Linked DNA regions of Mus musculus: region 2 is linked to region 1. A link is a loop called in an ENCODE intact Hi-C map of the cell type or tissue named here. Cell type or tissue: left cerebral cortex. All regions are shown on one strand. Links, peaks and the distances in the headings refer to the core of each region. The heading gives the core; the rest is flanking DNA. Region 1 holds the start of Ppp1r16b (protein phosphatase 1, regulatory subunit 16B). Region 2 overlaps Dhx35 (DEAH (Asp-Glu-Ala-His) box polypeptide 35).

What was found. Peaks named below come from ENCODE experiments on the same cell type or tissue, not always from the same donor. Only the 100,000 strongest peaks of a DNase experiment are listed, where the experiment ranks them.
Region 2: it touches region 1 in a loop (2.8-fold over the local background); 2 of 42 quality-filtered maps call a loop at or near these places.

The regions. Positions count from the first base shown.
Region 1 is chr2:158,664,867-158,670,239 of GRCm38, reverse strand. Ppp1r16b (protein phosphatase 1, regulatory subunit 16B) reads right to left here and starts at 3,105. Exons shown (of 11, transcript NM_001159662.1): 1 at 2,991-3,105. In left cerebral cortex, for the core only: a CTCF peak has its summit at 2,322; DNase peaks (open chromatin) are centred at 1,949, 2,276, 2,612, 3,086 and 1 more place; H3K4me3 peaks cover 3,415 bases; H3K27ac peaks cover 3,815 bases.
Region 2 is chr2:158,847,440-158,852,812 of GRCm38, reverse strand. Dhx35 (DEAH (Asp-Glu-Ala-His) box polypeptide 35) reads right to left here. Exons shown (of 22, transcript NM_001372513.1): 20 at 3,260-3,331; 21 at 991-1,102. Among named protein-coding and RNA genes, the nearest start is that of Dhx35, 55 kb to the right of the region's middle. In left cerebral cortex, for the core only: no CTCF peak of the experiment used is centred there; DNase peaks (open chromatin) are centred at 1,862 and 2,427.

The DNA.
Region 1 (5,373 bases), core at 55-5,054:
TATGTACAAAGGACCCTGGAGAAAGGGGTCCTCCAGAGGCCTAATTCCCAGGACATTGCCCAGGAGACAGGCTAAAGAGGCTTTCTCTGTCCCAAGAACTGGAGTCAGAAGAAGTATGAATTCCCTGTAGCAGGGGAGGAGGCAGGATCTGAGGGCCCGGAAGGAAAGAAAGAAACAGAGGTGTTACTAACAAGAGTCACTTCCTCCCTGCCTTCCAGCACCCCCACTAAGCGTGTCTGTGTTCTGTGGTCTCACCAGGTCCTTAGAGCCCCGTGAAGATGACCACAGTAGGATTCTTATTACCCAGAAGAGAAATGGGGAAGGGGCTGGGAAGAGCTTTACCCAGAGTTCCAAGGCTTTTCAGCTTAGAGCTGTCATTTCAACTAGACTCATATCGCTTCCTTGGGTTTTGATACTCTTGGCTGTGATGGGCTTGTGCCTGCCTTCCCCCTCCCCCAAGGCTGATCTCTAAGATCAGCCTTATTGTTGAGAGAGAGGCTGTCCTGGTCTGGAATGTCCGTTGGGACCCACTGTTTACCATAGCATAGCAAGCATGATGGGGGTTGGAAGACAGGGTGCTGGCACAGGAGAGCGGGTAAGGTCAGCACGAGAGGGTGTCTTAGGAGATCAAAACCCAGCACTTGAATCCAGGCTGCCTTTGCAATCTGCTGCCCTGTGTCCACTTGGTTGCTATTGGTTAGAACAAGTTCCCTGAGGCTCTAGAACTGGGTTCTCGCAAGATAGGACAAGTCGTTGACTCAAAGGTGCTCTATAGGAAACTTCTGGCCTTAAAGAAAACCACTTCCTTGCCTCGGCTTCCCCTGGCTCTGTGACTCGGGCTCATAAAAACACCAAGCAGCAAGATTAGAATTTAACCTCTGTTCCTCTGCTGCTCTGGTTCCCAGACTCCATGGACAGAAGAGTCCAAAGTCTGTATAGGCACCAAATACCGGCCTTACTTACCTGGTACTTCTAACCAGGAAGTTTAGGCTTGGCTGAATTGTCCCATCGCAAGGGGACTTCCCAAGGGGTCTGAGGCACCTAAGACACAAGTGAAAATCACCTTGAATCGGAAAGAGGCTTTCTTAAAGGAAGCCATTCCAAAGGCTGAGAAGATCTGGGGGCGGGGCGGGGGGAGACAATGGTAGATAGACTCTTGACAGAGTGGTCTATTGTCATCTTGCCCACAGAATTCCAGGGACTGGGGCAGAGAAGATGGGATTTGGGTGACAGGTGGGAGAGAAGGTGGTGAGAACGTGAGTGGGAAAGGCCTTGCAAACAGGCAGCACGCTGGAAGGAGTCACTGGTCCCTACCGCCTCCTACAAGCTGGCTCTTTGTGACATAACTGAGTGAGGGAGGAAAAGTGGAACCCCACATCCCAGCCCCTGCAGAACCACCCACCAGGGTTCCACTTCTGCACCTGGCTAGGGGACACGCCCCGCTCAAACCCTCACTAAAGGCGGGTTTGCCTAGCAGGGTCATCCATGATGCTCCGATGCACCAAGAGCTTCGCGGGAGGCCTCCCTGTTACCCTACAGCGACCATTCACCCCACTTCTTAGAGATCTGTGGTGATGGGGAACCGAGTGCAGGGCCCGCGGGCAGACAGCAAGTCTTCAGCTGAGCTGTGCGGAGCTCAGCCTGGAAGGAAAGCTCCCTCCCCACGGAGGCCGTTTCTACTCCGGTACCTTACTGGCTGCAGGAAATGGCAGGATAAGGCGCACAGAGAAGTCCCCCCACCCCACCCCCCGAGGGCCTGGAGCGACCGCCAGCCCCTTCCCCAGATAGCCTGGAGGGAAACGGCGCCTGGCACTATCGGGCTCCGGGTCCTCTACAGAGGGCGATTCACAGGCCGCACCTGGTGCTCCCGGGAACCAGGAGCTGGTGGGCGCCTCTGACAGCAAGAACAGGAGCCCTTTATGAGCAGTGTAATCACATGGGCGCACAAGCACCGGCTTTCCGTTCTGTGCAGCCTCATCTCTGCCCCCCCCCCCTTCTGATTCCAGGAGAGCAAAGGCTTCCAGGCCTGGCCAGTAGTGGTGGCGCTCCAGTGGGTTGCAGAGAGGGCCGTAGTCACAGCTCACCTAGACCCGATTATCCGCCCGGGGCTGGAAGCTGCATCAGCAACATCTTCCGTAAAGCTGGAGGCAGGGCTGGGAGGGGAGCGCAGAGGAAGAGAGTCTGCATCCGCTACGGAGGCGGGTAGGAGAGCCTCCGGCTCCTCGCTCCCACTCGGGGCGATCAGGGTGCTCTGCGTGACCTTGTGGGAGACCCCTCAGTTGACCTCTGGGGTAGGGCTGCGCCGTTTCTGCCTGTCTTGGGCGCTCGGGGGCGCTGCTCCCTGCGGGAACGGATGCGCGGGACTCGCGAGGAGTGGAGCGCTCTGGGCGCCGGGACCCGCAGCTCGCGCCCAAGGCGGCGGGCGAAGAGGCCGAGAGCATCCCTTCTGGGGAATCACCCCGCCGGGGGCTACCGGGACCGACCGACACTCTCTAGGGGTGGAGATCCCGCACTAGGTCAGGTTTGCCCTTAGGGACGCCTGCCCCCGGGACTTTTCCCACCCCCGGAGCAGCGCTCTCAGCGCGCTGCCTGCCCAGACCAAGCGCCGCCACGCGAGGGGGCGGCGCCCCCATGCCGGGCTCGTAGACCGCTTGCCCAGGGCGTCTGGTGTTCTGTGGTTTCATCACCCAGCCTTGTAACCCTGGCAGACAGTAGCCCAGACAGACCACGGACCTCACATCGCCCCCCAGAATCCAGCCATCGCAGCCCTGCCAATTCACTCTCTACACCAGCCTCCCCATCCGATAGCGAGATGTGGGAGACTGCACCTTTCCAGCACACTCCACCGCCACCGCCCCCCTCCCCAATTATCTTAAGCCACCCTCCCTTGGCTGAGCCACCCCTCTCCACCAGCCAGACTGGAAGGGCCCGAGACACCTGCCCGCCGGATCCGCAGAGTGCAGAGAGGAATGCGGCGCCGCTCAACTCACCCGCTCTCTCGAGCCCTACCCCGGGCGGCTCCGGCCCCGGCTCGATCCGCAGGTCCCAGAGCCGCAGCTGGTGGTGCGGCGACAGAGCCAGCTCGGCTGGGTAGCGAGCCACCGTGCCGCCTCTTGACTCCTCCCTTAAGGCGGAGCCTCAGCTCCCGGGGGAAAGGGGTGGGCCCGCGCATCCCCAAGGGGCTTGTCACCGAGCAACAAGAAGGTCTAGATCTTAGCGCCCTCCAAATGAAGACCCCTTTTCTGAGCTGCAGGAATTTGGAAGCAGCTGAGACACAGTCAGGCTTCAGGATAGTTCTCCTTGACTGTGTCCCACCTCTAACCTCCAGTACAGACAGGGGGGGAAGCCAGGGTGGTATTTTATTCCCATTTGACAGATAGACCCAGTGAGGCCCAGAAAGGGATAATATCCTACCTGTAGTAGCAGAGAATGGGGTCAGTTCAGTGCCCGAAAGTCAATCTCCCACGTTGAGCTTGATTCTGAAGGCTCCACAAACATCAGGAACTTGGCCAGGCCTTATCTAGAGGACGGGGCTATATAGATAGGTCTTTTACCTGAGAAAAGGCAATAGACCATGGCCTGTGACGTGGAGTCCAGTCACTCTTTCGCTCTGGAAAGAGGGGAGGTGAAGAGAAGGAGGAAGGAAGTGGTCATGCCTAGGTTGATGACTCTCACCAGCTGAGGTGCCCGGAAGATCTAGGCCCAGCTGCTTCCTTGAGGTTTCCTGCTAAGAACAAGACCCAAACGCCCTGGGTTTCTGTCATGTAACCTAGGCGGCTGCTGGGCAGAAGATCCTGCAGTGTGTGCCTTCCCTCGAAGGCAATGGGTTTAACTCTGTTTAATCTAATTTTGAAAGTTGCTCCTTTAAATTGCTCCTCCCCCCAGGGAGAGGGGAGAAAGTGGACAAAGAGAAAAGCCCTATCCCAAACATTCTCTGGAATCCGCATTCCCTGAAAGCTGACTTTAGAACAATGGGGTTCTCTTCTCCACAAAGGGCTTTGTTCCTGCACTTTCCCAGCCTCCAGATTAGAGCCAGAGGCACCCAGGGCTAAGCAGCTGGGGAGGCAGACAAGATTCACAGTTTAGGTCTCAGGGATCCTCCCGTAATCCTGTTTGAAACACTCAGGGATAGAACCATAGAACCGGTAAAGCCGGGAGCAACACCAAGTGTACTGATTTCCTTTTTATTTTCTTTTAAGACAGGGTCTCACTCAGCAGCCCTGACTGGCTCAGAACTCACTATGTGGATCATGCTGGATTTAAAAGCAAGAGATCCGGTGACCTCTACCTCCTCAGTGCTGGGATTAAAGACATGTTGGGATTAAAGGCAGGGTCACTACACCCTGCCTGATTTCCTACTTGCTGAATACACTCAGTTACTTTTCTTGGAGGAGCAAAACCCTGTGGGTTGAGTAAGGAAATATAGCTCAGTGGATAGAGTGCTTGCCTAGCAGGCACAAAACTCTGGGCTCAGCCCCCAGTACCCTGTGTGTACACCAGTACCCTGCATGTGTGCCAGTACCAGGTGTGGTAACAAACACATGTAAATCCAGCTCTCAGGCATACTTATGGATTTGAGGCCAGCCTGTCTGTGCCACATGAGACCTTGTCTTAAAACAACAAAACCCACCTCTGGTTGGGTCCTTCGAAGACTTCCCCAAGTCTGAAGTCCCCTTTCATGTGCCCGAGGCTCCCCGCTCAGTTCATTAATAATCCAGTTGTGAATGACGCTGTTTCTGGAGCAATTAGAGACAGCAGAGCAGGTGGAGAAGGCTTAGAGTGAAGTTTAAAATAACCCAGAGGGGCCATTGTTCTCTGCAGAAGGTTTCCATCAAGAGCTGTGGGCGGAGTGGGAGGGGAAACCATCTATCTCTCTTCTAGGCATGCACAGAACTTAGAGCCTGGGTTCCCCCCCTTCCCCGAAAACCGAAGTCTTGACTGGGGTAGGGGGTACCAAATCTGGGTGTTGTACAGTTCACTGACATCTCTCACAGTACTAGACACCCAAAGGGAAGGCATACTGTACTCAGGGGACCCCTGCCTCCTCATTTCAATCCTACTAGGAAGCTATAGCAATCAAGACCGAGACAATGTGGTAAAACTGTAAGAACAAACATACAGACAAATGAAACAAAACTGAGACTCCAGATCGAAGGCTTTGCATCTGCAGCCCCTTCACCAGGAGTGCCAAGGCAGCTCAGTGGAGAAGGAACAGTCTTTAATAAATTGCTCTGGGGAAACTGAGTCACATGCCAAGGGATGAAGACTGACCCCTACCTCACACCACAAACAGAAATAACTTAAAATGGATCCGAAGTTTAACCTACTTGCCTCTGGAGTTTTATTCTATACAGTTTTACTCGATAGCTCAGG
Region 2 (5,373 bases), core at 248-5,247, 180 kb before region 1:
TGCAAATAATCAAGGAGCAGGGGTGCTCATCAACAGGGGGCGCTGAAGATACACTAAAGGAGGGTCTGCAGGCAGGGACCCACACAGCCACAGGGGACAACAGGAAGGAAGGCTCTATGCTGTAATCTGTGGGAGACACAACTAACTGTTCAAAAACAATACCCACAGACTGCCAAACATAGTATAAACATGTGCAGAAATAAGAGACTGACCAGCAAAGCACAAAAGCCATTTGGTAAAACCAGCAACCTGGTGTAGGTTCCTCCCAGTACAGCTGAGCAGTGTGATACTAATTCAAGACCAACCATGAGGAGGCAAAGCCCATTAAGAAATAAACTACAGGACTTTAAAAAAAAAATCATTAATTTGAAAAGCAGTAAAATAGTTTTTAAAAGGAACAAAGGTTAAAATGTACTAACAGAAAATAATTCCAAGGCAGCGTGCTTACAGTCATCAGCAATCACTAAGTTCAACTTCCAGCCCCCACGCACACTTCACATAATAATAATTACTCTACATAACTTACCATTGCAATTCACTCAATTTCTTAAGTTAGTTAATTGATTAAATTGATTAATGAGAGCACAGTACAGACTGAACAGTTCCTGGCCCACACCCAGTCTTTCAAGCGCGGTTGGCCATCTTTGAATTGAGTCATGTCAGAAGGAGGCATGGACTTTGGGGCAATGAATGAAAAACAGAAACCTTAAATCTGTTATCCAACAATGCGGGGGAGGGAGAGCATGGAGCGGACTACATAGCGGGTTTCAACCGCCCTGAGCCTTTTCTTATGGGGTTGCAGGATTTGTTTGTAACTGCACTTCCCTATGAAGGCAGTGAAGGTGTTTTCAGAGGTTCTGGGGTACAGTGGTGATTTAGGGGGGCTGGAGGGAGCTGGGAATGATTTAGGGTACTACTGAAGAACACACAGAGACTGAAGACCATGAAGAGGCTACTGCTTGTCTAGGGCCATGCTCTACCCATTCCTACCGTTCCTTGTTGATAAAAGTGGGGAGCCAGCTCCAGCAGCCAAGCAGATTCTATGGCGGTCACATCTCGCATGTAATACTTGGAGGTCTGTATTACTTCATTGTAGATAACCCTGAAACAGAGAATAAACATGAGACCCACAATGACAAGACCCACAAGCCGTCTCTGCACTCACCACAGCAGGTGTGTTTCACCCGTGTGTGAGGCTTTACACACGGGCTGTTCACTCAACCTGCTGGCCCGAGCTGTTAGGTCAGTGTGCCTCGGAGGCAACTCTGCATCCTGTACGATTTCCAGGGCTCTGCAGTTATCCACCAAGGGCTTTCTAGATCATGGTCTGCACTTAGAGAACTCTGAATACAACTTAAACGACTTAATTAGAAAGCACAGAAATGGACTCAAGGGTTTGACTGTTCTGAAAGTTACTAGAAAATGACTATAAAGACCCAGACAATAACTTTCCAGAGCAATGAAAGTATTTTAAATATAGTTTGGTGTGGAGCTTGCACGTCTGTCAAAACCCACCTTTCACTGTACATAATTACATCTTAAAGAGGAAAAAATACATATCTAAAAGTTTGTTACTAGGGCCAGTAACAAACCTAAGAGCAAGGGATGTTTTGTAAGCCCTGGACTCAGGAATCCGTAGAGTAAACACGAGTTTCTGAACTATGGGAAGAATTAACTATAAATACAAAAGCCACACTTTGTCTCTCAAACACCAGTAAAGGAATCGGGGCTGGTGGGAGGAGGAGGCAGGGCGGGAATGTAACAGTTACCTAACATGCTCAAGGCCTGGGGGTTCACCCCAACACAGCAAGGGAGGGAAGGAGAGCGGGAAGAGCGAGGGAGGGAAGTGAGGAAGGAGAGAAATGGGGGTGGGATGGAGGGAGAGGGAGCTGGAGAGGAAAGCGGCACTGCAGTTTGGTGCCCATGGACTTCTGTCTTCTCACGGCAGCAGAGAAGCCCTTGGAAAGTCAGCACCACTGTCACACTCCACCTAGGAAGCTTCTATATCTGACTGGCTACAATCGGAAACACTGCCAGGACTTGTTTAAAGAGTCCCCCGCCCCCACCTCACCCCGGTTCTGACTGAGGAAGGCTGGGTGCGAGTGGTTCCAGGGGAGGCTGCTGCCTGCAGAGCAGGGTACGAGGTCCTGACACGGTGCTCCCAGACTGTCCTTCCCACGGCTCACCACACATGCACTGTTCTTTCAGCTCCTAAAGAGTCCAGTGTTGCTCTCTTTAAATTTTCTAACCTTTGACAATCTATATTTTTGTAAAATACAATATAAATAAATTAGAAATCAGAAATAAACACAAACTACAAGCTGAAATTAGCATGGACCTGGGAAGGTATAACTGCGTGACTTGTGAAAACACCTTAAAGTATGTGTGCTGTCTCCTGCTGCTGCACTTGCCCCGCCCACCTTCCCAGCCAGCACTGCAGATGGAACCAGCCCTGGTCACCTCATTCCCACTGTCAGCTCATTCCCAGGCCCCCAAGACAGGTACCTCCTTCATGCTGCCACAGCTAGGCCACCCTATTACCTAGGTGTGGATGTCTTTCAGACCTACCTAAAAAATGCCAGTCACCAGGTCCAGAGCAAGGGTTAGCTTCTCCGTGAGAACCTGTACAGCCTGGCTTCCCAGCACCTTCAGTGCCAACCCACAGCAGAGCACACAGTGCACACACACTGCAATAGCACAGCCCTTCAGAAAAGCTTCTCCTACGGGACTTCAATCTGTTCGCCTGGTAAATAAGACTTCAGCTGGGTTCTAAGTCATCCCTACATGCTGTGCCTGCTGCAGGAAGCCTCAGTCTGTGGTCACAGCGAGCACCTTTGCTGCTCCTTGTCACACTTTTTATTTTTGCAGAAGACAAACTGCCCAAGTGGCCCCAACCCACAATCCTTCTGTCACCAACAAAAGTATTTTGTTGGGAGGACAAGGGAGGAAGTAATCATCAATACTTACAGAGATTTCTCAAAAGGATATTTTACTGAGCACAGCGCAAGGCAGCTCAGCAGTAACTGGAGGACTCTCTACCTTTAGGGGACCCTTGACAAGAGTACAAACCCTGGCAACCCAGCACACCAACGTCAACAGCGTGGAGGGAGCACCTGTACTGCAAGCCTAGGCTTGGAGACCCAGAGATGAGCAGGGCCAAGCTCAGCGGGGGGAGGGGCTTCCCAGCAGGGGAGGGGCTTACCAGCGGGGGAGGGGCTTCCCATCAGGGGAGGGGCTTACCAGCGGGGGAGGGGCTTACCAGCGGGGTGGCTTCTCTGCATAGAGAACTGAGGCAGGGTGGATGTGCAGCTCGTGGTCATCACGAATAGTCCTTGTGAGACACAAGAATTCTGTGTGAAGCACATTGTATCCACTTACTGTAAGAACCTGCATTGCTGTACACATTTAAGTGTTTTCCCACAATGTGTTGATTCAACCTCCTCCCCCGAATGTATGAAGACCGAATTTTCTGCGGACACGACACGACTCTCTAGAGCAGTGGTTCTAACCCTCCCTCTCCTGCAATCCTTTAGCTGCTGCACAGGCTGCGGGGGCCCCCAACCATAAAAATGACTTTTGTTACTACTTCATCACTATAATTTTGCTTCTGTTATGAATCATGATGCAGAATATTCGGTGTGTGACTCCTGTAAAAGGCTGAGATCCACTGCTCTAGACACACCTCCACCACCACTACCACCTCAGAAGCCAAGAATAAGTCATGCAAAATAAGAAACCGGGCCAGCACAGAGGGGCATAGATGTAATGTCAGCTATTTCCGGTTCAGGCTGGGGGCAACTTGGGCAACATAGAAAGACCTGTCTCCTGCTGAATTAAGAAGGTGTCAGGGTTAGCTCAGGGCACAGGCTTGCCTCACGTGTGCAAGGCCTGGACTTCATCCTCAGAATGGGAGTGGGGAGCAAATATGGACACAGCCCCCACAGGAAGAAAACACGATACCCATATTTATGTCCGTGTCTATCTTCTATAGATTCCCCTTCAAAATAATTATCTTCTATAGTTCCCTTTCAAAATAATCCCTTCACAACAGAAACTCTGAGTTTTAACAGACTTCCCTACTGCCCAAAGTTAGACACTAAACACTAAGGACCCTAAGGAGCTAAGACTGAGCCCAGCAAGCTCACACAGGCCAGCTCCTGCAGAATACTTACTTCTAATTCCAAATTCTATTTGTTTCCATCCGATTCAAAAGTAAACAGCCAGCTACTTTTATGAACAGATCATAAAAGTTAGCAGACTAGAATGTCAATACTGAGTCCCCATGCTCATTTCACATGGGGCTCATCACCAGCACCCTAAGACAGCATCTGGGGTCCCACTCTCTGTCAAATGGTAGTGGGCTGGCAATAAATTCACTTCAGAGGAATGACTGACCTGGAATCTCCAATGGAGCACCTTTTGTTGAGGGTGCCCATGAAATAGGTTACCCACACAGAAATAGTTGGCACTTGTCAAGAAAAAGGGACAATCAAAATGCTGAGAGGGAGCGTCACTGGGGAGGAGCTTAGCCTTGTGGGAGCGGGGCTTGTGTAATGGGCAAGAGCATCATGGGAGTCATGACTGGAGCATGTGGTCTGGAGTAACACTGCACACCACAGAGGCCACAGGCTATGCTGCCAAGTTCACAGTGCCATACCAGGAAGATGAGGCAGATATGGCTGCCAAAACTAAAAACGATCTCAGTGGGGATGGAGAGATGGCTCAGAGGTTAAGAGCATTGCTTATCTTCCAAGAGACCAGGGGACTTGACACCCTCTGGCCTCTATTGACACCAAGCACACATGTGATACACATACATGTAGACAAAACATTCTTACACTCATACACACACACATACACACACATACACACACACACACACACACACACACACACACACACACACACATCTTTTTTCCTTAATGCTCAGTAGATTCTGTAGTGTCTAGAAAAAGGAATCTGAGCTAGCCTCAAATAACAAGAAACATTTCTGTTAGGGGAGGAAGCTAACACCAAAATAATATATGAAATCCAAAAGGGAGATAGAAGAAAGCCTTAGATTGTTCCCTTACTAAAGACCTGTAAGCTCAACCCCTGAAGGGGGGGGTGGGTGGAGGGGACTGAGGCAGGTGATGAGCCCCATGTGAAATGAGAATGTGGACTCAGTATTGACATTCTGGTCTGCTAACAAGTTCTAGTCTGCTAACAAGTTCTAGGCCAGCCATAGTGAGAAGGAAGACCCCAGGAAGAGAAAGAAAACTTAACATAGCTAGTGTGAAGTCTAGTGGTAGAGCACTTGTCTGGCAGGTGTCGGGCCCTAGACTCCACCCTGTGAAATGGGTACAAGGACAGCTACACCTTGAATAGGTGCAG